Linked DNA regions of Mus musculus: all the other regions are linked to region 3. A link is a loop called in an ENCODE intact Hi-C map of the cell type or tissue named here. Cell type or tissue: left cerebral cortex. All regions are shown on one strand.

Region 1 (5,000 bases), 300 kb after region 3:
CTTCTCCCATCTCACTGAAGGCTCTGGTTAAAGAAGCCAGTTCTGGACCCACTACTGAGGAGACACAGGGAGGCCAGACAGAGCGGGGACACAGGACAAGGTTGAAAAGAGGGAAGGTCTGGAAGAACACACTGAAAGGGAAGAGAGGCTTTTCTATAGCAGTGCACTGAAAACAGACTGTTAAGAACAGTACAAGAAGAAGGAAGAGCCCCACGCAAAGGATATAATTATAATGGATGGGATTTCTGTGACACAGGCCTCACCTAGTCTATTTGGCCACATTTATGCCCCACACTGACTCAAGCTACTGATAAACATCCTGTTTGAGCAGGAATGATGTTCCCAGTAAGCAAACTTATCTAAGAGTTTAGGCTCTGTCTGGGATTAGATAAGGAGTCTGATTTTATTTTTTTGCCTCTTGACAGCAATGTGACATTCAGTAAAATTACCATAAGTCTCAGTTTGTTGTTTTTTTAAGTAGGGTAGATTTAAGTTCCTGCTTTATAGCACAGTTATAAGAGATTAAACGGTTGGAGGTGGGGTGGGGTGAGGGTGAGGAATGCCTTTAATCCTTGGGAAGCACTTGGGAGGCAGAGGCAGGTGGATTTTCATGAGTTTGAAGCCAGCTTGGTCTACAAAGTGAGTTCTACAACGGTCAGGGCTACACAGAGAAACCCTGTTTCAAAAAACCAAACCCAAACCCCAAACCAAAAAGATGATCTGAAGAGATCAAACAAGATAACTTTAGGAAAGGAAGCATCTCGGAACTGAAGTATTATCCATACATTTCTTAGTTACGGGCAGGCATGGATTGTGTGTAAACTGCTACGGAAGGGTCTAAAGCCTCAAACCTAGGACTTATAATAAAATGGTATTTCACAGGTATACTTCACATGAAGCAGAAGGACCTTGTGAGGCAAAACTCCTCAAAGGACAAAATGGTGCTATTCTGTTTTATATGTAAAAGAATGAAAACTCGAACATTTGCCAAAATCTAAAATTTTTAAGATATTTCACCTTGGAAACATTTTGACACATGGAAATGAGAATAAATTACCTCAGTATACCAACAAAAACTTTTAATTAAGATCAAAAGATGGCTAGCCTTTTGTCACTTACAGTCCTACCCTCCTGATTCCACTTTCCCAATTATATTCAGGAAATCCAGGCATTTCTTCTTCCTTCACTCACCCGCCTCGCCTATAGTGCTGGGAACTGAAGCCAGGGACCCATGTACCTAAGCATACATGATCACGTCATCGTATTTCCAGCCCTTCTTTATATAATTTTTCTCAATGAAAAATTTGTTTTATTCAAAATAGCAATGCATAAAGCTGTAGTTCAAGGAATTAGCATATTACCTACTTTCTTCTAAATTTGTGATAAAGAGGAAACTAAGAACACTGAGCATGGTAGTGGAAGTGAGGTAGGTAGAAGCAAGATCGTCAGGGGAGTTCAATGTCATCTTTGCCTATACTGCAAGTTCAAAAACTTAGAAAACACCACCCAACACAAAAAACAAACTCAACCATCTGCTACTTTGTTTATGGCTCTTAAGTTGAGAATGGTAGATTTATAAAGCACTGTATTCATTCAACACAGCTGAATAATCTTCCCTCACACTGGCTGAAAAATAGCAAGGCATTAGCCACTTCTATAAACACCACCCCCAGCCCCAAACCAAGCAAATCTAATGCTAGAAACCCACAGGTGATCTCTTTCCTCCTTTTCATAATTTTTCAGTAAACAAAAATATCATGTATAATTCCAAAGGAAACAAATTTATATGTACTCCTTGCACATAATTAAAATTGCTGGTCATAAACTACATCCCAAACGCAATTACCTCATTTTCTGTATGAAGATCAACTTCACCAGCACACTGCATGGAACTAAAAAAGTTGCTGAATTTCTCATTAATTTTTTCTACTAGCTCCTTTAAGGGGTTCAGCCACCTTTCTTTCACCTACAAGTAAGAGGCAAAACAAAACGACACTGAAAGCAGTACTATCCACTCTGATATAAGACTTCACACACAACACAGTCTATAGCAGAGTTAATTTGGTTAGAAAAACACTTTTCGTCTCAGGAGAATAAAATTTATTTTGTATAATTTGTACGCTCATCCCATTCATGGCAAACAAATAAGGATAAAAATTACCTGCGAAATGTTTTCCCTGTATTCATCTAGTTCAACTTTCTTCCCCTGCAGTTCTTCGGTCAACTGCTGTATTTCTACTTCTCTTTTTGAGTACTCCTCAACCACCTGGTCGAAAAAAATTCTTTAAGAAAAATTTATCAAAGGATAAAATTATATAAAAATTTGCATCAATTAAACTACTGGCTAAAAATGCCACTGTGCTGCTTATTTGTACATGATTTATACTACTGAATACTGAAAATGTTACTTTTCAATCCTTGAAAAAAATGCACACTGCTGTACTTCAAGTTAACGCAGCTACTCTTTTTATAAAGAAAAGGCAAGGAACACTGTGTTCCTTAGGAAGACTCTATTTAGAATTCTAATAGATTCAGAATCTGGCATTTAAGGCATTGTTCCTGCTGCCTAGCTTATTATTACCCAGAGCTCCAGTACAGCGTGGGAGGCAAGTACTGGAAAGAACTGTGTGTGTGTGCAGGCTCACAGGGGTGCACACAGGCATGTGCTTGTGCACGTATGCACTGAGGAAGACAGCAGGATAAGAACTGTGGGATGGAAACTGAGAACGAGGCGTACTACCGAAGGATTCAGTCCTGTGAAGCACGAAGCTCTTGACCTTTCTTCAGTTAATAATGCATCGATTTCATCCAATGTGTTTGGGAGATCTTGAAAAGCCTAAAGAAGAAGAAAAAATACATCATTAAAAATGGAATAGTGAAGTTTTATTAGAACAGTTAAAAGGAAGTAATTTGCTACATATCTACTATCTGATTAATAGCATGCTAGCATATAGCAATACAAAAGAATCATAAAGAGGGCATTTTCTCTTTAAAAAGCTTACACTTTAAAAGAAAAGATGTATACATGTTGGATAGTCCCTTAAGGCAATGTATTGATGTTGAATCTAAAATAAGCAGTACACATCACATCGGCTTTGGAATACAAAATAATGAAGGGTCAGTTTATGCTACATGAGAATTAAAAGAGTTCAAAGGCCCACGATTTATCTCTGGGTCTGAAAGCAATGGCTAGGGAAAAGCAACGCAAAAAGGAGATAACAATTTGGAAAGAAGAATGAGTACTGCATACCATGGGGGGTGAGGAGCTGTGTCCATTTGGAATGGTGGGTACTTGCTGAATTGGTAGAATGGGTCCAGAATATGTGGGGCATTGAAAGAGAGCAAGAAGTTAGAGCTTTATACTGTACTTATGAAGACCTACAAAAGCATCCTTATAACTCAATCACTGAGACAGAACTCCATCAAGACTATCTTCTGAACTTATGCCACAGAGACTCACTAGGGTAGACACTTTCCTACAAGGAGAGGCATGCAGTACACTTTTGTGCCTAGCATAACCTGTAGAGCCCTTATAGTAAAAGGTATGCATGAATTGGGAGCCTGAAAAAAGGTTCTGATGAGTTATATGTATCAACTGGATAACCTTGATTTGTATCTTTTTTAACCCTTTGGAACTCAGTGTAATCTCTGCCAAGGCCTCTAGGTATTTAGATGTACACGTGCTACATCCGTGCCGTGTATGCCGAAGTGTGAGCTTATGTTCCAACACTTACTTGGCATCTTCACCAGATTCTAACAGGCATACTAGGTTTATTATATTGAAACATAATTTCTACTTCATTCAGCTTCCCCACCACTGTAAGCAAACCGATTTCTCATTAATAATTAGCTTGACAGTTTGTTCCGGCAAACATTTAGGAGTTCTCTCTTACCCCTGTCATGTCTATCACTGAAGTAAAATTTCTTCCTCCCTCATCCCTTTGTGCTACTATATTAATCTCTTCCCTGGTCAAAAATAATGACCCTTAGTTATTCTCCATAGAGCAGCTAAGAGTATTCATCTACAAAGTGATTTTAATAGCAGTATTCTTGTGTTTAAGATCCTCCAATGGATTCTATTTTAAAGATAGGAGAGCCCAGGGTAAGGGCTTCAGAGTAGTGGTGGAATGCCTGCCTAATCTCTGAATATTAAAGGCGGCTGTGGGGACCCAAACTCTTTGTATATTCTTTTTTTTAAAAAATTAGATATTTTCTTTATATACATTTCAAATTTCAAATGCTATCCCGAAAGTCTGCTATACCCTCCCCCCAGCACTGCTCCCCTACCAACCCACTCCCGCTTCTTAGCCCTGGCGTTCCCCTGTACTGGGGAATATAAAGTTTGCAAGACCAAGAGGCCTCTCTTCCCAATGATGGGCGACTAGGCCATCTTCTGCTACATATGCAGCTAAAGACACGAACTCTGGGGGTACTGGTTAGTTCATATTGTTGTTCCACCTATAGGGTTGCAGACCCCTTCAGCTCTTTGGGTGCTTTCTCTAGCTTCTCCATTGGGGGCCCTGTGTTCCATCTTATAGATGACTGTAAGCACCCACTTCTGTATTTGCCAGGCACTGGCATAGCCTCATATGAGACAGCTATACCAGGGTCCCTTCATCAAAATCCTGCTGGCATATGCAATTCTATAAGGTCATATTAATCCAAACTATGCCTTCTTCTTTGCTTGGAATTTAATTTTTTGTTTGTTTGTTTTCTGAGACAGGGTTTCTCTGTATAGCCCTGGCTGTCCTGGAGCTCTCTTTGTAGACCAGGCTGGCCTCGAACTCAGAAATCCGCCTGCCTCTGCCTCCCGAGTGCTGGGATCAAAGGCGTGCGCCACCACGGCTTTAATTTTTTTTTTTAAAACACCGTTTCTCTGTTATGACCTTGGCTGTCCTAGAACAAACTATGTAGATCAGACTGGCCTCAAACTTGGAAATCTATCTCCCCCTGCCTCCTGAGTTCTGAGACTAAAGGCATGTGCTGCCACCACCACGCTG
Region 2 (5,000 bases), 310 kb after region 3:
CAAGTGGGGCAGTTTCTGAATGGTCATGCCTTCAGTCTCTGCTCCGAACTTTGTCTCTGTAACTTCTGGATAATAAATTCTATTCAGCCATAAAAACCCCCAAAACCAAAAAAAAAATAACCCTGTAGGTAAATGGACAGACTATACTAGTAACTATACTAAGTGAAGTCGATCAACCCTAGAAAGGCAAATGCTGTACATTGTGCTGCGCCTGGGGGATCCCAGAGCTCGGTGTAGAGTAACCTGGGTTGTTCCCACCACCCACAGCGTGGCTGAGAGGCATACATAGTACACATACATGTATCCAGGCATTCAAATACATACATAAAGTACTTTTTTTCTCTCGGTGTAGTTCTAGCTGTCCTGAAACTCGCTCTGTAGACCAGGCTGGCCTCAAACTCAGAAATCCGCCTGCCTCTGCCTCCTGATTGCTGGAATTAAAAGTGTGTGCCCCATTGCCTGTCTTACAAAATAATTTTTAAAAAACAAACCATACGGAAACATTGTTTTATAAACTTCATGCAAATATAACCTGTGTGTGTGCTTCATGTGGAATTATGTCACACTGAGCGATAATGTTCCTTAAAAGACTACCTAACTAATATAAATATCCAGGGTCAGGCAAGCAAATCTCCCTTGAGTTGTTGGAAAAGGGGTGTCTAGGAGACCCTCAAACAACACTGGATGACTGTCAATGTCTTTGCCTCCCAGAACTTTAAATTTTGGACACAGGACTTGGAAGAATTCTTAAAGTATCCTCTTTGAAGATTAGCTCTCATATTATGGGAAGGAGCTGTGTATGCTGCCAGGGAGAAAAGTATTCAGAAGACCTACCTAGTTGCTAAGTGTGTGAAGCACACAGTGATGGGCGAGACATCCCCAGAGGTGTGGTGATGATACTTTGTATCCTTGGGATGACAACAGCCATGGACTGGTAGTGTAAGCCTAGCCAACTACCTATAGCTGGAGATGTTACAGACCCCAGAGGAGAGAGTACGACTGTCATTCTTCTAAGCCAATGTAACTTCTAACTGTATTCTAGAGCAGCTCTTAGCCTTCATTTAAAAAGGTTCTTTTTGCAGCAAGCTGGAGGCTTCTACACAGATGGATGATTTGATAAGATGTAGAGTAAGTGAATCAGGAATGCACAGACTATAACTATCAGCACATCTATAACACAACCCTTAGACCTCAGCTGCAGAAGATGGAGAGGGAATACTTTTAGAACCAGAAGACTAGCATGCTTACTCTGAGGTACTGAGATGTGAGAAGGATGCTATAGCCACAAAAAATCTCAAAAATATATTTGATTCTACATGCCAAAGAGGATGGGAAAAATGAACAAGGCTCCACACCCAGATGAAGGCAAGCACCTAAGCAATGGCTGCTGAAGGGCGAGAACCATCTTATAGGTTCTCCAATCTCAAGTGGTCAGTCCTAATTTTTTTTGTTTGTTTGTTTTTGTTTTTCGAGAGGGTTTCTCTGTATAGCCCTGGCTGTCATGGAACTCACTTTGTAGACCAGGCTGGCCTAGAACTCAGAAATCCGCCTGCCTCTGCCTCCTGAGTGCTGGGATTAAAGGCGTGCGCCACCATGCCCGGCCATCATTCCTAATTTTATGTACATCACTAAATGTACTCGGTAGGTGTTATGTACACACAGACCATACACAAACATGCATATGTGTGTGTGGGTGTATATATTTATATAACATATAATTATAAAAAAATGAAGCAATGAACTTGAAAGGGAATTGGGGAATACTAAAGAAGTTGGAAAGGGAGTAGAATCTATGTAAATACAGTGCATTCATACATAAAATTCTCAAAATTTTTATTCAAAAATAACAAAAAATACGGGGAGAGAGGAAATAGCCAGACACTAAGTTCCATGGTAGTTAAGTAAGAAAGGAGCCCCTGACCACTTTAAGCCACAATTCTTGTTGATCCTTGTTAGTGTAACACAGGGGAAAAAAGGAATATATATTTATAGAAGATTAATCAAAAGGCTTTATTAGGATTTCTGGTCTTAAATAGTTAACTGAGTATAGAGAATAATGTATCTGTTTGGCACAAAAGAACAGCAAAATATAGAAAACATCTTCAATTAGTAGTTCAGAAAAAAAATTTCCTTAAGTATATATCTTAAAGAGACAATTATCACCTTTTATCTAAAATTCTTTCTCTGGAACGCTGAATTGTCTTAAAAGTGGTACAGAAATAGCTTGACTAATATTGAACAAGAACAACCTTTTCCTGGAAGGCCCTCTTGTGGAAGAAGAGTGCTACACACTTTCCAGTATTTGGGGATCCCAGATGGAAATACTGACTCTTTGGTTAAGAGCACTTGCTGCTCTTTAAGGACAGGTGTCCTCAAACTGACCCCCTTGCGCCCCCCCCCCTACTCCCAGCGTGGGCATTAAAGCCATGAGCCACCATGCTGGGCTCGCCCTCTCAGCCCCAGTTAGAGAAAATAGATCATGAAGTTATTTTGGTCATTTCCAACTCAAACTCTTCAAGGTTTGTATTAATCCACATCTTTATTTTATACTGAAGCTGTTTTCTTTTAGGCTAAAACTCCTAATGACATCATTTATTTCCTCACGTTTACAAAAAGAACATCACAGATATTATAACAGCTTAATTACTGAAAACAGGCAAAGATTCTCTTTGAAATTTTTTAGAATTGTTTAGAATCAATCTTTTTTTTGGAATAATTTTTTTTTCTGTAAAGCAATGCTTCTAACTCAAAGATGTTAGAATTTACTTTAAAAAATGTAGTCAAGAAATTATAGACATTTAAGTTAATAATCTGATTGCTATTTTGCTATTTATTTGAGATGGGGTCCATGCTGCCTATGCTGGTCTCAAACTCTTAAGCTCAAATGATCTTCCAGCCTCAGCCTCCTAAGTGCTGGGATTACAGTCACAAATCTGCCTGGTCTTCATTCTGTGTTCTGTATTGGTAAACAAACATCTACTCCTGAGTTGTAGTAGCCCCCGCTCTTCACCCCTCTCTTCTTACAAGTACCTTACATGATATTCATACCTCCTATAGCTTCTCGGGAGAAAGATTATCTGTTGGCTCCTTACAGTAAGTAATAGTAAAAAAAAAAATCCTTATTTCCATGTCTGAAAGTATCAATTCATATAATAATACTGAATATATCTAAAAGACAATCAGCAAATATATGCCATTTTTTTGCAACTTTCATTCCTTTTCAGAGAATTTAGCTATATATTAGACTTATAGCCACAGTTAGCACATGTATGATGTAGTTCTTACTCTTTTCAGTAAGTTTTGTTTTTCAAAGGAGTTTAAGATTCTTAAGTGTAGACAATGAAAGCATCACTAGACTGTTGTCTAGTCCATTATTGGTAGGATTTCTTTCACAGTCTCTCTCCGTTTCAGCTCTTTTCATAGTGGACTGCTGAGCATCTCTTCAGAGAAGAAACCCTGCTGGCTGTTTGTTTTAAAATTCCTACAGACTTATGTTGCCAAATTGTATTCTCGAGTTCTCAGGTGGAAATGAAGATTAACTTTGAAAATCAATACCAAGAGATTTTTTTTTATTCAAGAATTCCTTAGGGGGGCTGGAGAGATGTCTCAGCGGTTAAGAGCACTGACTGCTCTTCCAAAGGACCTGAGTTAAATTCCCAGCAACCACGTGGTGGCTCACAACCACCCGTAGCGAGATCTGACACCCTCCTCTGGAGTGTCTGAAGACAGCTACAGTGTACTTACATATAATAAATAAATAAATCTTTGCTGGGCGGTGGTGGCGCACGCCTTTAATCCCAGCACTTGGGAGGCAAAGGCAGGCGGATTTCTGAGTTTGAGGCCAGCCTGGTCTACAAAGTGAGTTTCAGGACAGCCAGGGCGATACAGAAAAACCCTGTCTCGAGAAAAAAAGAAAGAAAGAAAGAAAGAAAGAAAGAAAGAAAGAAAGAAAGAAAGAAAGAAAGAAAGAAAGAAAGAAAGGAAGGAAGGAAGAAAGAAAGGAAGAAAGAAAGAAAGAAAAGAATTCCTTGGATCACATCTGAGTTTATTTTAAGGGGAGAAGTTAGAATTAAATGGGTGAAGAAGTCATCAGTGGGCAATGGCAGAGGACTGATTGTATAGTTATAAAGTTTTGAATCATAGAACATCACCACGCCTCCCCAAACTTAAGACGAGGTCTGGTTACTGAGTGCACTCCAGGACTAATGGTGCAATCATGCTCATGTACTAGACATTCAGTAGAAGCCCTGCAGCGTGGTGGAGCTTCTTGGCTGGTAAGCACATCAGGAGAGTGACATACACACTTCCTCATGAAAAGAGCACAGAACCTGTTTAGGATTCTCTCCGAGTGCTCTGTGTGTTGTTCAGAGGTCCGTGTTTTTTTTATTAAACTACTAACCATGAAGGGTCCATGGGAAACCAGGGTTTTGTAGAAGATGGTCACAAGTACAGATGGCCTAGGATCCTTGAACTTAAAAAAGCCAGTGTGTTAAGAAAGAGCCGTCTACTGGGACATTTCTTATAAACTGTTCAGTTTGATACTAACTGCATGTGATTACCATCAAAACAGGACTGTAAGACATCAATAGGGATTTCTCAAGTTTAGTTTTGTTACTGCACAGGTCTTCCATGGATGTTTAGAATACCAAGTGTTCTTCTATTCTTGAGAAAGTAATTTAGAGATTAAAATACTAAGTAACAACAAAAACAAAAATAAAAATTAACTGCCAGCATCACCTTGACATCTTTAGGATTAAGTTTGTGTATTATTTCATACTTCTTTCCCCACACAACTTTATCATCTACTGTGAAATATTAAAGTTAAGGTTAAACTGTAGTGATTATTCATCTATCCACTCTTATAGCCTTCAAGTATTGCTTCCTCGTTTACAAAATACTGTTTTATTTTATTAATAACGATTACTCCTGTGCCTAAGAGCACAGGTGTGGCCACACTAAGTCAGCTTTCTCCTTCTACCTTTTCCCAGGTTTGAGAGATT
Region 3 (5,000 bases):
CCCCTGAGGCCAGTCAGGGCCTTGCTCATCTAGGAGCATGGCCTACAGGAGGTTTCGCTCAACTGCCATTCCCCTTGGGGTAAATTTTCTTATGCAAGAGCGCCACAAATTCCTTCCTTCCCACGTTGACATCAGTGAATCTTTCAGGAACAGACTCCAAGCCTTGGCCCTGAGGAGTATAACTCATAACTAGCATTTCAGCCAGTCACATCAGGACTCAAACTCCAGATGCTGGAGCCTCAGGAGGATTTGATCCACTCTGGTACACAGCAGGCCACACACCCCAGGCCTTCCCATAAACTGCTTTATTTTCTCTTGGTTTATTTCAAAGAAGCAGAAAGCAAACTGGAATATTCCAACCATGGTAGGACAAGATGACAATACAGTGGAAAACAGGTAAAGAAGCTGACCACTGCAGGTCATAAACACCAGGAAGACATTATAAACTCAGGAGAGAGCAGAAGTGGAGCCTGGAGATTACGTCTAGTCAATTTACACTGTAGTTTGACCAACTTATAAGTATATCGCTGTCTTCCTTTCTTTCTGGTGGGCATTAATCTACCTGGCAGGTATGGGGGGGAGGATTAAGTATACATTTGTAATGTTTTAGAAATAATTTTTCAACAATAATTTAAAAATTAATAACATTTGAAAGTAAGTGTCACCCTAGCATGGAAAGCCAAGTCTATACGTAAGCAAGAACAGCCCTGATAGGACAGGTTCTTTTCTAAGTCAGAACACCAGAACACATACAAAAACACACACACACACACACACACACACACACACACACACGTGAACACATACACATGAGCATACACACATATGAACACACACACATGAACATACATACACATGAACACACACATGAACACAAACACGTGAACATACATACACATGAACACATATACATGAAGATATACACACATGAACACATACACACATCCCAACAGCTGGTGACAGGCACACAGATTCATACACAGTGACAGAAAGCTCCAAGGTTGGGCCCCAGAGGCACGTATCAGGGTCACAACTAACTTCAAAAACCAAATGATTTTAACTATGATAGCCTATTTTAAACCTACGTGGGGCAGAGATGGCTGAGCAGGTAAGGAATCTTGCCATCAGCCCAGCGACCTGTGTTCGCTCCTCAGAACCCACATGGTGGATAGAAAGAGCAGCTTCTGTGAACTGTCCTCGGGCCCCACAGGAATGCACACAGAAAACTAATATTTTTTGGTATCTAAGACTCTACATCTCCTTTGCCATGGGTTCCCTGCTTGCTGACCTTGCTCTGTGCTGCCACAGTGCAGCGGGCTCACCCGGGGCCCCGCTCCCAGGCCTCTGCAGTTAGACTACTTACTGTATTGTATTTCCTTACAGCTGGCGTATATTGGATACCTGATGCTCTTCAACTACATCGTGTTAGTGAAGATGGAGCGCTGGCCTTCCACTCAGGAATGGATTGTCATCTCCTACATTTTCACTCTGGGAATAGAGAAGATGAGAGAGGTAACAAAATGAAATAATAAATAAATGAAATAATAAATAAATGAAAACGGAAGGGAGATGTTGGCTCATCGACTCTGGCGAGGGAGAGCCAAGAGGGGAACGTGGGGTCCAAATTAAGCCCCAAACTGTGTTCTGGAGAGTTGCTAAGGGCTGCTGCTCTCCTCTGTGTCAAACCTAGAGAGGTATCCTAGAGCAATTAAGTCTATTTCCTGCTTACATGCTTTTTGCTCCAAGAGTTCTCCAGTGGGCTTCGATATCATTTACACCTCTGTCTTCTCATCCCTGTGAGGATGACGCTGTAAATTTTGCTATTCTTAACTCCCATCTCAGCCTCTTACTTGGGATCTCCTTGGGCATTGTCCACCAATCCAGTGTCACCTCTCCAAATGTATTTCAGCAACTCGCCATCAAGCACAGTTCCCTGAGTTCAATGCCCAGAACCCACACGGTGAGCAGGGAGAAACAACTCCTCTGCATGTATCCTTTTGTTCAGTTTGTTTTTGAGTTGGTTCCTTCTTGATGTCTATCCTGCACATGCTGATCGTCCGCCAGCCTTCCACCCCTAGGGAGCATCATGGAGGCTGGACACACAGTTGTGGTATTTCAAGTTGAGGATGTAGTAGTTCTCTCCTCACCTACCACCAGACAGCCTAAGAAATGCCCACCCCTGTGTGACATGTTTGAAGTCAAAGCTAACCACATGGACAGGATATTTTATTCAGTGCTAAAAAAGAAATGAGTCATGAGGCTATGGGAAAATGTAGGTGTGTAATCATAAAAAGAAAAAAATCTGAACAGGATATATTCTTTATGATTCCAGACATGAAGTTCTGGGGAAACTTGTGGGGGAGCACTATGGGACCAGTGAGATAGGTGGTTGCCGGGGTAGGACTTTGGAATGATGGTAGGTGAAGGCTAGGGCTTCTAAGGGCACAAAAATTCTTTGTACGCCTTTCTAGTGATGGATTCAAATTGTTCCACATAGGTTCAAACCCATAGAGTGTACCCTGATGTGAACTGTAGTCTCTGAGTGATAATGTGTCAACATCAATCCACCACTTAAGACCCTTTGTAGGGATCCACACTTACCATGGAAAGTGCCTTCTGCAAACTTAGTACTGCTCCAAACACTTAAGTTTTAAAGAGAAAGAAAGAAGAGAAGAGAAGAGAAGAGAAAAGAAAAGAAAAGAAAAGAAAAGGAAAGGAAAGAAGAGAAAAGGAGAGAGAGAAAGAGAGAGAGAAGGAAAACAACAAGAAACAAAAAAAGAAAGAAAGAAAAAAGAAAAAGGAAAAAAGAAAAAAGAAAAAGAATAGCTAACCCCAGCCGCCCTTTTGAGTCCAAGCTTCTAAAAGCTCTGTGGTCAAGAAACAGTCCACAAGAGGGCGCAGCAATCCTGCCCAGTGCGCTCCACAAACTCCAACCTCACCAGAGAAAACCTGCCCGGAAGGAAGACAGCAAGGTGAAGCGACTCCTCTGCTTGTTCCCTGGAGCTGCAGTGAGTGGGCGGGGCCGTTTCAGTAGGAACCGTTCCTGTCAAGGCTGCGGTTCTGGGAGCCCCGGAACAATCCTGGTTTCTTCATTACAGTGGGTGGGTACGGAGGGAGGCAGGGCCAGTTGTTAAAACCTACAAGCCCACCTTCGTCACCCAGACAGCTTCACAGACTGAATTTCATCTCTGGGATGGTTTCCAAAGAAGAAAGATGTGCTATCTATTAAACTTAACTGCACTGAGATTTACATACACACACACACACACACACACACACACACACACACACACTTTGCATTCAGCACCTTTCTCTGGAGCTGTTTGGGTGCTATTTTCATTCTAATTAGCATTCCCCCATCCCAGAAGCTTGAGAGTGGTGTACAAGTCTCAGTCTGATTAGAGACTGGATTAAATGACTAGGGGACCAAGGTAGGAAGATGTCTGTGTTGGTGCGGCCAATTCTCTGCACTGGGTTCTGCCATTCAGAGGGCCTTCCGTTTCTTGAACAGTACCATGGACTTGTAAGCTGAAAAAACAGAAATAAATTTGCCTGGGACTTTGTGTAGCTCTGAGAACTGAGCCCGCTTCCGCTAGGAGCCCTGCCGCCTTGTGATGCCAGCCAGTATTCTGGAGACTCAATACCCAGCCACATATTCCTTCCCCATCACAAGCAGAGGAGGGAAAGACTGGAGTGTGGAGACTGGAGTCTGTCCAGGACGAGGCTGGAAGAAGACAGGGAGCAGCCTGTACTCCGCGGACTGTTCTGGATTAGCTGCCAAGTGGGCAGGCGGCCAGCAACCTCCAGCCCTGGCTATCCATTTCTTAGGAAGCTGCGCGTCACGGCAGGCAGGGTGGGGCTTCCGATGCCGGGTCAGGACCGGGTCAGCTGAAGAGTGCTTGTCTCTGAGGAAGATGTGGGGAAGTGAGGTTGTGGCCATTTTTGTGTGTGTGCCTGACCTTTTTCTCTGCAACTGGTGAGGTCGCCTTTCCCCCTACCCCCATGTCTTTACTTTGAACTCTGTAAGGAAGGGCTCAACTATGGAATGGGTGACAACTCCCACAAGCACTGGCCTTCCTGCCTCCTCGTGGTTGGTACACAAGCCCTTGGGAACTCAGATGCTAGATCCTGGAAGGATGGAAAATTTTGCATGCTTCCGTGCCTCCCAAGCAAACACGAGGAAGGCTGTGGTTTCATGTGCTGCCTTCCCATTCTCTTTAGCGCATACTTCTGCATGTAGTCACCAGAGCCGGGCCACAGTAAGCCCTTAATACTATGGAACTGTTTACAGCGAGCCTTAGTAGACATTATCTCACCCAGTTCTCCCACAAGTCTATGAGGGCAGCGGCAGCCATGATCATCACATCCACCCACCACCCACCCTCCCACCCCCCCCACCCCCGTTTACAGGTCTGGGAAACAAGATTGAGCAATTGTTTGGTATGCCACAACCAGAAAAAAGTGAGCTAGGTCTGAAACCTCTTGGGTCGTCTGAAATTCACTTCCCTTTCCACTCTCCCATGATGCTCTACTGCAGTGGTTCTCAGCCTGTGGGTTTTGTTCCCCCCCTTGAGGGTAGAATGACCCTTTCACAGGGGTTGCCTAAGACCCTCAGAAAATGCAGATATTTGTATTATGATTCATAGCAGTAGCAAAATTGCAGTTATGAAGTGGCAACAAAAAATGATGCTATGGTTGAGAGGGTCACTACAACATGAAGGACTGTATTAAAGGGTCACAGCATCAGGAAGGCTGAGAACCACTGGTCTACTAGATCCCAGGATTCTAAGGCCCGTGTTAAGGGATGGCTTAGCAGTGATGGCGCAGAAGAGGAACTCAGCCATTTACTCCTGGTTCACACCAACTCCCTCTTTATCTCTCTAGCTAGATAGATAGCTTAGGAAATGCAGTATAATTTACCTGTAATGAAAGGAACCCATGCTGAAGTGCTGTTTGATGGTCCTTTGCTTACACATACAACTCTAATCACCAACGATGTC
Region 4 (5,000 bases), 62 kb after region 3:
CTTAATGATTCACTTTTATTATCATTATCACTGTCACGAGGAACATCTAAGTCATTTCAGCCGCACTTGCTGTGGAATCTAGAACAGCTATTCTCAACATGTGAGTCGAGACCCCTTTGGGGGTGCCGCATATCAGACATCCTGCCTATCAGAGATTTACATTATGATTCATAACAGTAGCAAGATTACAGTTATGGAGTAGCAATGAAATAATCTTATGGTTGGGGGTCACCACAGCATGAGGAACTGTATTAAAGGGTCACAGCAGTAAGATGGTTGAGAACCACTGATCTAGATGACGTTCCTCAGACTGGCCTGACACCTATACCATCTGACTAAACCAAGCTAAGACCAAGAGCACGGATGCTCAAGGAAGCATCTTTTGTTTACTCAGTCAACAAATGCCTACTGTTTTCATGTGCATGCAAACATGCTGAGCCAAGAGGAGGGAGGGTAACCTTGAAGAATGATGCTCCATTGGGCATCTCATGTATGGTACAGACAAGTAGCTGGGCAGTGGCAGGAATGTGAGAGTCCCAAGACAAACAACAGGAGTGTCGGGAACATAAGGATATGACCAGCCCCATTCCGGCGGGGGTGGGGGGGCGGTGGTTAGAAAGTAGACTGCTAGGCATGCGTGGAAGAGAAGACACACACCATAGGTCAAGCTTGAGAGTGGGATTAGGTTGACCACCAGTCTAATGGAAGCAACAGAAACAATGTGGCTCAGAATCAGGAAGCAAAAGGGAGACTGGCCTCTAAGAACTACAAGAAACTTGGTCCAGGTTGTGTCCATAGGGAGAAGTAAGAAGGGGCAGCCCTGGAGAGCCACCTGGAGAGTTTAAACATCACCTGTCAGTGCATTCCCTTCCAAGACCATCTTACAAGGCTGTCTTGGATGCTCAGTAATACCCAGTTACGTCAGGAGCAAGATACACCCCATTCCCACATCCACTTATCTGCCATACAGAGACAAAGAGCGTGCCTTGGTCATCTAATCCTGGCCATAAAATCAGGGACTTGCTAGCCCACTGCTAGTAAAACCCTTGATGGCTGCAAAGGTATGTTTTACATTTAAAAAAAAAAATCATGTGGATTTTGCAACCTAATTAAAAGTTCAGTTACTCAACCACGAGACCAACTGACAAGGAAGGTTACAACGAGAACACTGTACCGACAACATCATGGGTCTTCTGGTTCAGTGGTCTTGGTGAGAGCTGGATGTTAGTAGTATTTCAGGCTGCTGGGTGCGAACTTCTGCAGAGTACAGTGCCAGGCAGAAGGAGTTCTGGAGAAAAGCAGGTCCCCTTGCTGTCCTGCTCAAACTTTGTAGACCCTGGGTCCTCATGCAAACCCTCCTGCGAGATTCTCAGCAGCACCCTATGGGAAGGGCTGAGCTCTCTTGAGGTGCTCTTACCCACTGCTAGAAGACAGACATAAAGTCAACCTGTTCAAAGGCCAATGTAAAGCAGATGGGAAGGAAGGGCTAGCTCACCTACTGCTTGCCCCTACCTACAAGCAACATCTAGCTCTGTAATGATTAGAATGAGACTGGTCCCTATAGCCTCATATATTGAATGTTTGGTTCCCAGATGGTGGAACTGTTTAGAAAAGTTTAGCAAGTGTGGCCTTCTTTGAGTAGTAGATGTGGCCACGTTGGAGGAGGTATGTCACTGGAGGGTGGGCTTTGAGGTTTCAAAAGTCAACACTAGGCCCAGTCTCACTCCCCTCCCTGCCTGTGCCTGTGAGTCAGACATAAGCTCTCAGCTAACACTCCAGCACCATGCCTGCCTGCCTGTTGCTATGCTTCCCACCATGATGGTCATGAACAAACCCTGTGAAACTTGTAAGCAAGACCCTAATTAATTTTTTTTTTAATGTTGCCTTGATCACTGTGTCTCTTCATAGCAATAGAATGGTAACAAAGACAGGCTCTGTGAGCCACACTGTGCAGGGCTCTTGTTATCCAGGACTCCTCCCAACCCCTTTCATTTACCTGGAAACTCCAAGCTGGCCTCATTAGCATATTACTTCTGCTCACCCAACCCCACACAGCACCTTCCTTCTCCCTCCCACCTCCACTTCTCCCCGAACACCCCTGCCTTTGCCATTTAGTCACTGGAGTTAGGTTTTCTGTCGTGTTCCTGAAATGCACATATTTGGAATGAAAATGTGGTTGGCTTGTTTTTCATAGACAAGTAGCTGTGGGCTCTGTGGTCCATCCCTGTTACTCCATTCCCCTTTATCCTCTCATCCATCAGGGACACGGAGTGACAAGCTCTCCGGGTGCTTCTCAGGGTGCTGTCTGGCACTGTTCCTTCTGTACTGAGACAGCAAATCGTTGGCCAAGGCTGTGGCTTGTTTCTCACAACAATTAACAGTTGCCCTGGTGTTAATTTCTAATCAATAGCCTGCCATGCTTGGCTCCAAGCTGTCAGCTGGAGGCCTCTACAGCACATTTTGAAAGTAACTTGCCAGGAGGTAGGACTTTGGCTCTGGCTCCTCCAAAAGCCCCCACCAAACATTTTAGGAACACCAAATGCCCTCTCACCACTACCAGGGGTTGAGGGACTGAGGGACCAGGCAGGTGGCTCTAGACACCTCTTTGAGTCTGATGACAGATTGGGGACACAGGTGGAACTGCCTCTCCTCAAGAGTGGTGGCCCTTTGAATATTCATGAAGATCTCATTTTCCTATTTTGGCTTTTTTGAAACTTTTTGCTGTTTGAGGTGGCTGTATTTTTCTTCCATTTAAACCCCTCATTTAAATGTCTGTGGCTCTCTCTCTTTTTTTTTTCCTTTTTAACTTAAATCAAATAGCCATGGTTTCTCATTTTTTACCTGTGTCACTTCCTCTAGCTCCCTGTGGACAGAATGAGACCCGAGAGGATGGCAAGACAATCCAGCTGCCCCCATGCAAGACAGGAGCATGGATTGTCCCGGCCATCATGGCCTGCTACCTCTTGGTGGCGAACATCCTTCTGGTCAACCTCCTTATTGCCGTCTTCAAGTGAGTGGCCACTCCTTAAGGCATATGGGAGGATGGATGGGCAGCAGGCAGAGGGAGCCAATACTTCGAAAAGTCAATACTTGTTTGTCATGTGACTCTCCGGTCTGTTTCAGCAATACATTTTTTGAGGTCAAGTCGATATCCAACCAAGTATGGAAATTTCAGAGGTACCAGCTCATCATGACTTTCCACGAGAGGCCGGTTCTGCCCCCACCGCTCATCATCTTCAGTCACATGACCATGATCTTCCAGCATGTGTGCTGCCGGTGGAGGAAGCATGAGAGTGACCAGGACGAAAGGGACTACGGCCTGAGTGAGCTGCAAGCCGGCGCCTGCAGCCGGAAGTTCCCAGCAATTCCCATAGGCAGTCAGGCAGGATCCACGCCTTCCTTGGTTCTCCTGCCTCACGCGTATTTTAGGGGATGGGACAGGGACCTGCATGATAAGATACAGAATAAAAGGAAGACAGTATAGCATGAGCTGAAGACAGATTTCTTAACCACATCCAGTTAAGAGAAAAAGCATTCTCCAACAGTGCTGACTCCACCTTCACACACACTTCCTCAAAATCAGCCACGTTAATATGCACCAAGTGCTAAATTAGATATAATTCTTTAAACAGTGTATCCTGAGTTTTATTCTTCCATGCTCATTTCTGGGACTGTCACTATTCCAGATTTTCAATGTTTTCTAAGCCTTCAGCACTGTGCCTATGGGATTTTGTTTTATTTTTTATTTATTATTTTTAAGAGAATGAAACTTGCTTTCAAAGCACAGAACAGTGGCCTCTCCACCACCCACCACCCACCACCCACCTTCTAGCCTGGTGTTTCTGAAGGGAAGTTTGGCTGACACCATGCTGGAACAGTTCCTCACTGAGTAAGAAAGTGTGACTCATTGCAGGAGACTTAACATATCCATCTCTGCACATTAAGTACCATTGGCTCCTGCAGGCTCCTAAATGCCCTGTGGGCATAAACTCTAGAATTGCTGGAAGTGCAGTGACTTATAGACAATCTACTGTGCCTATTCCAAATGTGTCAAGTCTACATCTACATTAAATCCACAAACTCGAGCCTCTGGGATGGTGGTCCAGGAATCTACCTCTGGTCCATGGTCCATACACCCATGGCTTAAAACTGGAGTTATTTAGTCAACTGTTTCTCTTAAGCTGAAACTCCTAGTGGTCTCCCTGACTAAGCAATGTCCTAGACATTCAAATCAGACAGTTGGAAAGACCTAGAAATTCTATCGTCATTTCCTTCTGAAACACAAGTTTAGGCAAACAGAAAGCTGGGGTGCCCTGATATTTTGTCCTCAAATCGTGTCCGCCTGGTCAAGTCCTGGGCAAGGAAGACTGTCTTGATTGCTACCTTACAAGAATATTGCGCTGGGGGTCAACTCGGGGCTCCAAGATAATTTCAATAAAGCATGAACATCAGTGGTAGAAAACTTGGCTTAGCTAGAGAGTACAAGATGACTGGAAATACAGTGCAGGACAGAGGGCTGTGGGATTAATTTTTTCATCATCATCACAACCAAATACCTAACAAAAGAAACTTAAAGAAGGAGAGATAGTGTTCATAGTTCATGGTTTACAGATACTCTGTTTATTATGGCAAGGAAGGCCTTGGAAATGATAGGTCTCCATAGCAGCAGGATTATAAGGAGCTGGCTAGCCAGTTCCTCCTACCTCCAGGCTATGAACTTTAAAGACTTATCCACAGTGACCCAGACAGACCTCACATATCCTAATACAGCACTGCCATCTCTCTGAGGACCAGTTACTCAAATGCATAAGCCTGAAGGAAGGGGATTTTTGTGTTCAAATTACAACAGAGGTCATCCAGAGACCTATTTCTACTTCAGAGCCCATTTCATAGGTCTAAGGTCTAAGAAGCCCCACCAACCTCATCTATGTGATTTGCTTTTGTTGTGCCCTGTTTATGTGGCAGGGTCTTACTTTATAGCCCTGGCTAGCTTGGAACTC
Region 5 (5,000 bases), 140 kb after region 3:
AAGAGAAGAGAAGAGAGGGGAGAAAGGATAGAAGAATGGAGAGAAGGAGGGAGAGAAGGAGGGAGGGAGGATAGGAGGGATGATAGGAGGAAGGGAAGGAGGGAGAAAGGGATGGAAAGAGGGAGGGGGAGGGAGGGAGAGAAGGAGGAGGGAGGGAATTATTTGTGCTTGACTATTTGTGCACGAAGCCCTGGGCTCAAGGGGAAGGAGAGATAAACCAGAGGAGGTAGTGCATGCCTGCAGTTGGGAGTTGGAGGCAGAACGGTCAGGAGTTCAAGAGAGTTCAAGATCATCTTCAGCTGCATATGGAGTTCAACACCAGCCTAGGGCTCATGGGAACTTGGCAGAAGGAGAAAAACAACAACAACACATGAGAAAGCAGACTCAAGCCAGGACTGACAATGAGTCAGCGCCAGTCCCAACAATTCATCCTGACCGCTTGGAATGCTATCAGGCAGCCTGGGGTTTTGTACAAACTTAGCAGGAAAAGTTAGTAAAGGCACAAGATGGAGAAGTGGGTATTCCTCATCTACATGAAATCTAATTTTTTTTTAACTTCTTCCTACACACATCAGCCTCCACCAGTCAGGACAAGAACTGCATACTACTTCCTGGATGACTCTACTTGATCCGCTGCTCTGTACGACTCTTTTCATCACACATACCACCTGTTCTCATAATTTTTCCCTTTCACCACCAGCTCTTGCCTCGACCTCCTCAAATGGAAATTTTCACCTAGCCCCTGACATCCTCTATGAACAGTTTATTACTTCTGAGGGTCTGTCAACATCCTCAGCTGTATAGATGTGTGTGTGTTCATGATATTCCACATCATGTATGTTTCGACTTCTCCTACTGGATAGTAAGATCTTTGAGGAAGTAAGCAGGCCTTGTTCATCTCACAATTCTTCAACTCTTGTCCCTCATTTAGACACAGCCAGATTTCAAGAGAAGATTGTAAAATAAATAAACTCTTTAGCCAATATTCTGATAGCATTGTGACACATGACTTAAAAAAAAATCAGAGAATCTCTTGGAACTGAAACCATCTCAGAAGCAAAGGTATTCATGTAGAAACCTTCTTAACAATGAAGTGTGACAGTAAGCACCTGTGTGACAGTAAGCAAGCACCTGTTGTCTCAGCTCTCAAAGCCGGGGGGGGGGGGGGGTGTCTCAAGTCAGAGGCAAGCTTGGGCTACATATGTGGTGAAATCTTGTGTTAATACGTAAACAAATAAATAGACCAGTTGTGATAGCATATACCTTTATTCCTAGCACTTGGGAAGCATAGGAAGTTGGTTTCTGTGAGTTCAAGACCAGCCTAGTCTACACATTCCATTCCAGGACAGTCAAAGCTACAAACTAGATAGATAGATAGATAGATAGATAGATAGATAGATAGATAGATAGATAGAAAATTAAAATTAAATGTCCTTGACAACCATGAGCAAAAAACAAACTTTAGAAGCCCCAAATCAGGAGGTGACACAACTGTGAATTCAAAGGAAGAATTTGTGTCATTGGAATAGCAGCAAGATCCTCATAGACAGCCAGTATATATGACACACCTATAACCCTTTCACCAATGAGCCTAGAATACAATCCACCCAGTATAACACAAACTCTCAAAAGAAAAGGAAAATCCAAACCCATGTCTCACACAAAGCTGTGTGATTTGCCTATTTTTTGTAAATGCAAGTGCAGAGGAAGGAACCTACTCCTAGCAAAAACCGCTATTGTGGCCAGATGTAGTGGTGCATGCCTGAAATCCTCACATTCAGGAGGCCAAGGCAGGAGAATCTCAGACCAAAGGGCTAGCCTGAGCTACATAGTAAGACCCTGTCTCAATAAACCATAACAATGCTAAGAATTGCTGTCCTTATTGTTATTATTATCAGCAGCAGGAGCCTAGAATGTCACTGGGCACCTACGATCTCAGCTTCCTGGTCAGATGAGAGGGGAAGTATGGACCATTAAGCAGCTTAGGTAACAGTAGAATCTCCTCTCTTCAAATGTATTGTCATTACTATTACCATTATTCTTAGTGAGTAGAAAAACCACTACAATCGCTTCTCAGCCTTTTGGCTAAGATCAAGTGGAAAACTACTACACTGAATAGCACCATCTAATCTACTGAAGTTTCACCCCGAGATCAGCCTACAGCCCGCAAGCCATTTGTGACCTCAAACTGCACACTTAGCCCTGAAACAAGGTGACTATTGTTCAGTAGAGGAACAGTGAGCCACCTTCCACACTCAGGCCTCTTCTCATTGCTCATTTGTATAGAAGCCACTGGCCCAAAGCCTTCCCCATCACATACATCTCCAACCCATAGCAACAAGTCCAAGAACACAATTTATAACAACCCATGGAGAAGCCCCAAGCACCAGGGACCTCATCTTTCCTTTATAGGAAACTAACTTTCACTGCTGTTCTTTGAATGCCTAAGAGGAGAAAAATAAATTAAAGAGAGACAGTGACAGACTTTATAATTTCCAAAGTTGGTGCCAAGTTCTGTCTAGGAGGAAGGACATTACAGGCATTTCACTCTTCCGGGAAAGCAAGGTTTGGGGGGGGGGGGGGGTTTCACGTTAGGCAGTGAAAAGCAAATGGCCTAAGCCCAAATCCCAAAGAACACCGTGATTTCAACGATTTGGGGGTTATCTGCCCTGTCTTTTCCCTCTGTGTCTGTGTGGTTCCTCAAACAAAGTGGGCTGGAAGGGTTCAAGCTCGGTTCACAGAAGGGAACATTCTGTACTCAGCCTGTGCCGGGCTGCGTTGTGTAAAACGAGATCAACAGAATGATCTCAGCCGCAGCGCAGCCCGGCAGCAGCAGGCACCACCGCCACCCCCCAGCCCAGCCCAGCGTTTGAACGTGTGGGCCCAGAAGCCATCTGCGGACAGTGACCGCAAAAGTGGGCACACGTGTGTGCCCCCGCACCCTCCCCCCACCCCCACCCCCACCCCCACCCCAGAGATGCCTTTCTGGTCCTGGAAGTTCAGTTCTGCTGTTTCTCACTGGAAGGTCAAGGGAGTTGTTAGCATATTTGTCTTTAGAGTTTAATTACAACTGAAGCACTTCCAAGGAAACTAGCCCCTGTGTGCACACTTCTACTTTGGCATCGATTGGAGCTTTTCAATCTGTTTGGATGTTTCCGTGCCTCAGATGACAGCGGTAATACTAAATATGCTACGGAGGCCGCGCCTGCGCTAAGAGGAGGCGGGGGCAGGGAAAGAGGACAGAAGACCAAAGGGAACGAACAGTCAAGACCATTGCCGGGGCTCCACTCTGCACCCGCCCCCAAACTTTTCCACCTACCAGATACGAAGCCTTTTCATCTTTTGTCTAGAATTTAGCGAACAATTCGACACATATTTATCCGATGCTTATTTTGTGCATGGGCCTGTTCATAAAAGAGTACCTGAAACAAAATTTTTTAGCAAAACGGAAGCCTGTCTTCCAAACTAGAGGACCGAGGGGAACAGAAAGGAAGAGGAGAGCTGTGTGACCATAGGTGGGGGAGGGGGAGTTAGGAAGAGAGGTAAGCAGTCTGAGCTGCTGGTAAGGACCTGAATTCATGTAGGTGTTTTCCAAAGCTCTGCAGGCAGACCACATGGTTGCCTACCAGGAATCTTCCCATGCCTGTTGTAAAAGATAGGGGGTGACACAAAATGCCCAAATCTCCCCGCAGGGGGTTGGTTGTAGGCTGGGCCTCTCGATGCCTCCTTTCAAGGAAACCCAGTCCTGCCCCGTTGCAGGAAAAAGAGAACAGCGGGTTGAAGGGCAGGGAGAAGAACAAAGGGCTTTCTGTGCAGGATGGTCTTGCCTCCTGATTTACTTACTGTCCTTGGGACATCGGGCAAGCGCCTCAGACTTGGTGCTGTTGCCGGAGAGTGCTCAGTTATTTAACTGGGGAAAAGCCACCTGTTTGCTGAATTTGCCTCTTATGGGGTCCAAGGAAACAGAATGTGCCTAATTAAGTAAATAGTAACCATGGTTGTTATGAGTGTAAGTGCGGGTCAGTGAGAGCTCTTTCTTAGATGTTGATTAAGAACATCACTACTGTGTCCTCTGAACTGTTTTCTCACCCACATATTTTCAGTGTTTTGACTTAGCAAGTGGTTGTTGAGCAGCCTCGCCTGCCTCCACGTCTGTGCTGAGCTGCTGAGCCTTGTCCTGGTGAAGTGTCCCCCTCTTTCTGGAGCAAGGGTGTCTGATCCAGGCAGCAGTACCTGGGGCAAGAATCAAATGCCTTCTCAAAGTGGGCCTTCTTGTTATGCTCAGTCTAGTCTCTCATCCATCTTCCAAGACTGATTTCTAAGGCAGTGGCAGCCTATTCCAGAGACAAAGGAGGTGCTTGGCCTGCCAGGGAGCTGGGGCTTAGCTGGAGCAACCCTGAAACAAAGCATTCTTGAGATTGTACTTGCAGAATGTAAACACCCTTTTCTCACTTCAGACCCGGAGCTCCTGCCAACACTGGAGAAATTACGATACAAAGAACCTCCAGGGCCTGGACATATTACCATGCACTGCTACCCGGGGAGGTAGGAGGAAGATGGCCTCTGGGGGACGGCAGTCATGGCTGTGTGTCCATCTGTAAACCAGTTCTCACTAGAACAGAAGACTAATAAAGATTCACAAGCCTCTCTGGGTATGGTGAACCACACCTGTAATCCCAACACTTGCAAAGGCTATGGAGGAGGAGGAAGAGGAGGGGGAAGAGGAGGAAGAGGAAGAAGAGGAGGAGGAGGAAGAGAAAGAGGAGGAGAATGGATTATTTCTATGCTGGAGAACCCAGTAAAGTAACCTGAGCAAGTGAAATCAATGCTAAATCTGGTAGATAGAGGAGAACTTGAATGAACCTACAAGCGTAGCTGCATTGACCTTGATCTTTAAAGAGAGATGGTATCCCACCACCCCTCACCCTCATAAATGACCTATTAGCCCAGCTCTGAGAGACAACCTGAAGAGACAACTCAAGCCAAAGACTATACATTGT
Region 6 (5,000 bases), 85 kb after region 3:
CGTGTCTTTTAAGGTAAGGGAATAAGAATTCAAGAACCAAACGAAAACAATGTATGTGTTAACCAAAAGGAAAAACAATAAATCGGTTATTTTAAACATGAAGTTATTAAAACATTTAAATCCTTACATCTTCACATCAAAGTAGATAATTATATTGTCTTTTAAAAAAAAAACAATACAGAGACATTAAGACAGCTCAGTAGACTTTTCACAAGCTCAACAACCTCAGGTCAATTCCCAGGATCCATTTACAAGCAAAAGAAGAGAACCAACCCTGAAAGCATGCCTCTGACCTCCACACATGTCCCAGGGCATGTAGTTAGCCATATTCTCACATATGTCATACATAAAAACAATAACTTTTAAAGGAGCTATATAGTAAGGCCAACCTAAGTGATTTAGTAAGACCCTGTTTTAAAACTACAAATAAATTCCACTGTAGTGGCTCACACCAGTAATGCCAGAACTTGGGAGGCTAAGGCAGAACCATTGCCACAAGTATGAGGCCAGCTTGGGCAACTGTCAGACCTTGTCTTAACAAATGATCCCAGACGTGGCGGCACATGCCTTTATCCCAGCACTCAGAAGGCAGAAGTAGGTAGACCTCTGTGAGTTCAAGGCTAACTGGGTCTACAGAGAGTGCTCCTAGCAGCCAGAGATACAGTGATGACTAATCTTAAAATACATAAAAATAAAAACCACCATAGTAGTGGTAGTAATAACAATAACAATAGGTGTTAGGTGTGTGACAGAATAGTAGGCTCAGTGACAGACCCCTTGACTAGTATGTACAAGACTCTGCGTTCATTCCCAAGTTTCTCACCCACAACAAAAAAGATTAATTAAGAGGAGACAATATGGTTTGATCCCAACTTCTGTAAAATTCAAACCAGACATACAGATATGGATATACTTATGTATAAGTCATGAGAAGACTGGGGAAAGACCTCAAAAAATAATAAAAGTTTTACAATATGGCTTTTCCTTTTGAAAAGTCAAATGTGTAAGAGGAACCAAATGTGACCTAAAGCTAGGCACGGTGGCTCACACCTTAATCCCAGCACTCTGGAAGCAGAGGCAGGTGAGTCTCTGTGAGTTCAAGGCCAGCCTGGTCTATATAGCCAGTTCTGGCACAGCCAGGATTACATCAAGAGACTCTGCCTCAGAGAGAAAGAGAGAGAGGGAGAGGGAGAGGGACAGGGAGAGGGAGAGGGAGAGGGAGAGGGAGAGGGAGAGGGAGAGGGAGAGGGAGAGGGAGAGGGAGAGGGAGAGGGAGAGGGACAGGGAGAGGGAGAGGGAGAGGGAGAGAGAGAGGGAGAGAGAGAGAGAGAGAGAGTTACCTGAGCAAAGTTGGGTGACATACCAAGAGACACCAACCTCAGTTGTCACGGTTTTCTTTATTGACTTTGTGCTAAAGTCCACTCTAGATGTCATCCCATAATCGCAAGCCTTCTGATGCAAGCCATCTCCTCCAGCAAATGGTATAGTTAGAAGGAAATGGGAAAAGTAGTTCAGCTACTAATGTCATGAAATTATCATTTAAGGCATAAATATAATCAATGCCTTTCGAGCAGTTACTTTGTTCTTGTGAAAGAACTGAAATTTTTATTAAAAAGGCAAGACACTCATGGCTAAAAAGATAATTGCATGTTTTCATTATTTAATTAGAGCTGTTGAAAAATGGGAACAAGCATCCTAAGTATGGCTCATCAGCATTCACAGCACTCAAGTAGAAGCTAATGGCCCCCGGGAAGACAGCGCGGGGATGGCTTCCCACATCCGGGTAGGAGATTGGACTTCATAACCAACTCTGGGACTCTGAGTAGAGCACGACTCAAAAGTCTTTAGAATTAAGAAGAAAGAACAACCCCACCCCACCCCCAGCCTAACAGGAGGAATACGTAGGAAGGACTAAAGATGACAGGATAGAATCAGGTATTCCCAAGGCTAGAGTCCCAGGTAAAACAAGTCTCTAGCTGAAGAAACACTGACACAAAAACCTGGGGATCAGTAGGAGCCACACTGCCCTGTGCAAAGGACTCGCCACTGAGAGGCGCTGCTGGGGACAATGTTTCCTTCAATTCACACAGTCTATGATGGTGGAGTTATTATTCTCTGACCCGGGGAGAAGAAAGGAGATTCATCATTCTGTACACCAAGCCAGGCTAGAGTCTTGACTTTATCCTGCGACAGGAAGAAAGTAGCTAAAGAATTCTAGACAGAGCATGTGGCATGTGGCAGGGGACAGGGTAGAAGTAGGGAGGTGCGGGAGAACTTGTTGAGTGACTCCTTTCCAGGCAAAAGTAAAAGGGATATTCACAACTCAATTCAATACATGCCTACTGTCTGACAAACCCTGAGCGCCATTATCCTCTATCTGAAACAGCGCCTTCTCAACTTCCTGGTGAACTAAGTCTTTACCTGTAGAGACGATACTTCAGTACACGCCCAATAAACTATACCCAGAATGCCTGCTTTCCAGTAGCACTGGTGCCGTGGAGCTCTATGATCCGGCTGAAGCTATACTTTTGGCTGCATTCTTGGACGGAGGGTATTGATGGTCTAGGAGTGCCAGTCAGTTAGCCAAGGTGGTACACACCTGTGATCCCAGCCCTTGGAAAGAAGGGGCAGGAAAATTGTTCAAGGCCGGTTTGGGTTACATTATGAGATCAAAAGACAATAATAATAATGAGAGTGAGTAGTAGCCATAATAAAAGTGTTGATCAGTTCTTCTCTTGGGAATTTGGACTAGAGATGGTACAAAGAGGCAAGCTAGATAATAAAAGTACAGCCCATACCCTTGGGTTTGTCAGTAGTCATGTTCCTGCATGTTGGCTGGGTTGCAGAGGGAACCAGTCTGCCAAGAACAAGAGAGAGAAATATAGTCTTGAAGCCAGGAGCAGATGTAGGAACCAAAAAGATTCTAGATTCTTCCTGAGATGTAGCTATAAAATCTCACACTTAGACTCTAAAAACATACCAGCATCCTCAAAATAAATACTTCTGTTGGGACCCTGGATAATGTCCCCAAGTCCTGACTCCCAGAACTTTTGGTTATTAGCTTATTTTGCCAAGGTAAATATCCTGAGGTGGGGAAATGAGCTTGGACTATTCAGGTGGATCTGATTGGAAGGAAAGGAGTCAGAATCAGCGGACCAGGGACAATTGAAGCAAACTGGGGGAGGATCTGAAGCCAAGGAGTGTGGGGAGGCCTCTGGCAGCAGGGAAACAAAAGGTCTAGCTTCTTCCCCGAGAATCCCCGGAAAGAATCAGACCCGCTGCCATCTTGGTTTTTGGTTTCTGAATGTATGGCCTGGAAAATGGTAAGAGAACATCACGATGATTTCTCAAAGCAGCAGCTGGGAATGAACACATCGCCACCTGACACTTGGCATTATTAAAAATGAAGCTGTATAGTGCAGCTCAGGAAACTTACTTTTTGTCTTTGTGATATGTTCTAGCCCAGGTTGGCCTCAAACTCACGACCCTCCTGCCTCAGTCCTGAGTTTTGTTAAGAATATATGGTATTGGGCTAGAGAGATGGCTCAGTGGTTAAGAGTACTGGCTGCTCTTCCAGAGGTCCTGAGTTCAATTCCCACCATCCACATGGTGGCTCACAACCATCTGTAATGGGATCCAATGTCCTCTTCTGATGTGTCTGAAGATAGCTACAGTGTACTCATATAAATAAAATGAATCTTTTCAAAAAAGAGAGAGATCTTTTCAAAAAAGAGAGAGAATATACCATATTGAGGCTGGAGAGATGCCTCAACAGTTAAGAGCATTGGTTGTTCTTCCAGAGGATATGGATTCAGTTCAGGCCCTTGGCAAATTCCCCACTGAGCAGCATTAACACATGTCACTATATAAACCAGACTTTGCCAAGCACCATAAATAAATTATATAGACAAAGTCCCCTTGAGTGTCAAGTATGCTTTTAACATACATTCAAATTGCAAATGGCTACAAAGCCAAACTAGAGGAAACTGGGTGGGTTTCTCAGGAAGGGTGAGATTTATATTCAAATATCTCAACTGTGAAGAATGGATGGGATCTCAGGGTAAGGGGAAGATTCGAGAAAAAAAGGCATAACCTGGGGTGTTTTTTGAAAAAGTCATGAAAGCATACAGATGCAGTAGACTCTGGAAAGCAACGTGGGACTCACGGAGCTGGAGCACACCACGATGTGCGGTAAGTAAAGAGAAACAAATCCAGGAAATCAGATCCAGGCTAGAGCTCAAGATGACCCAAAAGGGCAAATCATAGAGAAAGTCGGTGTGGGGAGCAGGTGAGGCTCACTGTGGAGCTGAAAGGGCTGCACTGTGTGCTAAATATGGATGGATCTTCTGGATGCTCAACACGGAGCGAGGGGAGATGCTAACCAGTAAAAAGGGGAAAGCTGAAGATGACACCAAGGCCTTACATTTCACATTTGACCCCAAAGACAGAGTGCAGTTGTGTTTCATCAGTGTGAGCCCATCCACTTTTTCCCAAAGATGAATAACTAAGCAAATAAACTATGAATGAAACCAAGTCAGATGGGGGATGAATTGAACAAGCAAACAAACGATGACAGTCCTTGACCCAAACAGTGACAAGATGACGAGAGACTGAAGTCAAAGGTCCATGAGACCTTCAACTTGAAATTTGATCTGAGCTTGACCAGGGCCAAAAGGGCTTTAGTCATCGAGGTAGTCCTCCCTGTGTGATATGTCTGATTAAATCTCCTGTGAGCCTCTAGTCTGATACCAGCAGACAAAGTGAAAAACACAACAGTTGTTCCTATGGGGTGTTTCAGGCATATCAAGAGAACTTACTTGGTCACGGGAAGAAGCTATAGAGGGTCTCCATGGAAGGCCGCCATGTCACCAAGTCCTCATGAGCAGCTGACAGCTGGATATGCTGACTGAGAAGCTGGGTATCGAGAGCAGCAAGCCACACAACTCATAGCCATTCCACCTTGTAGGCCAAGTAGCCTAGGGACCCAATAGGTTCTTCCC

What was found. Peaks named below come from ENCODE experiments on the same cell type or tissue, not always from the same donor. Only the 100,000 strongest peaks of a DNase experiment are listed, where the experiment ranks them.
Region 1: it touches region 3 in a loop (7-fold over the local background); 24 of 42 quality-filtered maps call a loop at or near these places.
Region 2: it touches region 3 in a loop (6-fold over the local background); 24 of 42 quality-filtered maps call a loop at or near these places.
Region 4: it touches region 3 in a loop (4-fold over the local background); 2 of 42 quality-filtered maps call a loop at or near these places.
Region 5: a loop joins it to region 3, with 8 times the contacts of the local background. A loop is called at or near these places in 8 of 42 quality-filtered maps.
Region 6: a loop joins it to region 3, with 2.5 times the contacts of the local background. A loop is called at or near these places in 5 of 42 quality-filtered maps.

Annotation. Positions count from the first base shown.
Region 1 is chr19:23,211,905-23,216,904 of GRCm38, forward strand. It overlaps Smc5 (structural maintenance of chromosomes 5), which reads right to left. Exons shown (of 25, transcript NM_001252684.1): 19 at 3,251-3,295; 20 at 2,741-2,836; 21 at 2,162-2,266; 22 at 1,847-1,966. Among named protein-coding and RNA genes, the nearest start is that of Smc5, 59 kb to the right of the region's middle. In left cerebral cortex, no CTCF peak of the experiment used is centred here; a DNase peak (open chromatin) is centred at 2,605; H3K27ac peaks cover 2,162 bases.
Region 2 is chr19:23,222,988-23,227,987 of GRCm38, forward strand. The region is part of intron 17 of Smc5 (structural maintenance of chromosomes 5); the gene reads right to left. Among named protein-coding and RNA genes, the nearest start is that of Smc5, 48 kb to the right of the region's middle. In left cerebral cortex, a CTCF peak has its summit at 2,267 (motif pointing left); a DNase peak (open chromatin) is centred at 2,280.
Region 3 is chr19:22,913,048-22,918,047 of GRCm38, forward strand. Trpm3 (transient receptor potential cation channel, subfamily M, member 3) reads left to right here. Exons shown (of 26, transcript NM_001362491.1): 20 at 1,384-1,512. Among named protein-coding and RNA genes, the nearest start is that of Gm52388, 11 kb to the right of the region's middle. In left cerebral cortex, CTCF peaks have their summits at 2,889 (motif pointing right) and 3,597; DNase peaks (open chromatin) are centred at 2,199, 2,968, 3,708 and 4,119; H3K4me3 peaks cover 980 bases; H3K27ac peaks cover 3,023 bases.
Region 4 is chr19:22,975,433-22,980,432 of GRCm38, forward strand. Trpm3 (transient receptor potential cation channel, subfamily M, member 3) reads left to right here. Exons shown (of 26, transcript NM_001362491.1): 23 at 2,860-3,010; 24 at 3,124-3,323. C330002G04Rik (a long non-coding RNA gene) reads right to left here. Exons shown (of 8, transcript XR_001782629.2): 8 at 3,315-3,445. Among named protein-coding and RNA genes, the nearest start is that of Gm52388, 51 kb to the left of the region's middle. In left cerebral cortex, no CTCF peak of the experiment used is centred here; DNase peaks (open chromatin) are centred at 2,192, 3,264 and 3,891; H3K27ac peaks cover 1,737 bases.
Region 5 is chr19:23,054,268-23,059,267 of GRCm38, forward strand. The region is part of intron 4 of C330002G04Rik (a long non-coding RNA gene); the gene reads right to left. Among named protein-coding and RNA genes, the nearest start is that of C330002G04Rik, 19 kb to the right of the region's middle. In left cerebral cortex, no CTCF peak of the experiment used is centred here; DNase peaks (open chromatin) are centred at 2,792, 3,214, 3,491 and 3,681; H3K4me3 peaks cover 929 bases; H3K27ac peaks cover 3,031 bases.
Region 6 is chr19:22,997,666-23,002,665 of GRCm38, forward strand. C330002G04Rik (a long non-coding RNA gene) reads right to left here. Exons shown (of 8, transcript XR_001782629.2): 6 at 2,799-2,857; 7 at 1,378-2,613. Among named protein-coding and RNA genes, the nearest start is that of Gm52388, 73 kb to the left of the region's middle. In left cerebral cortex, no CTCF peak of the experiment used is centred here; a DNase peak (open chromatin) is centred at 2,873.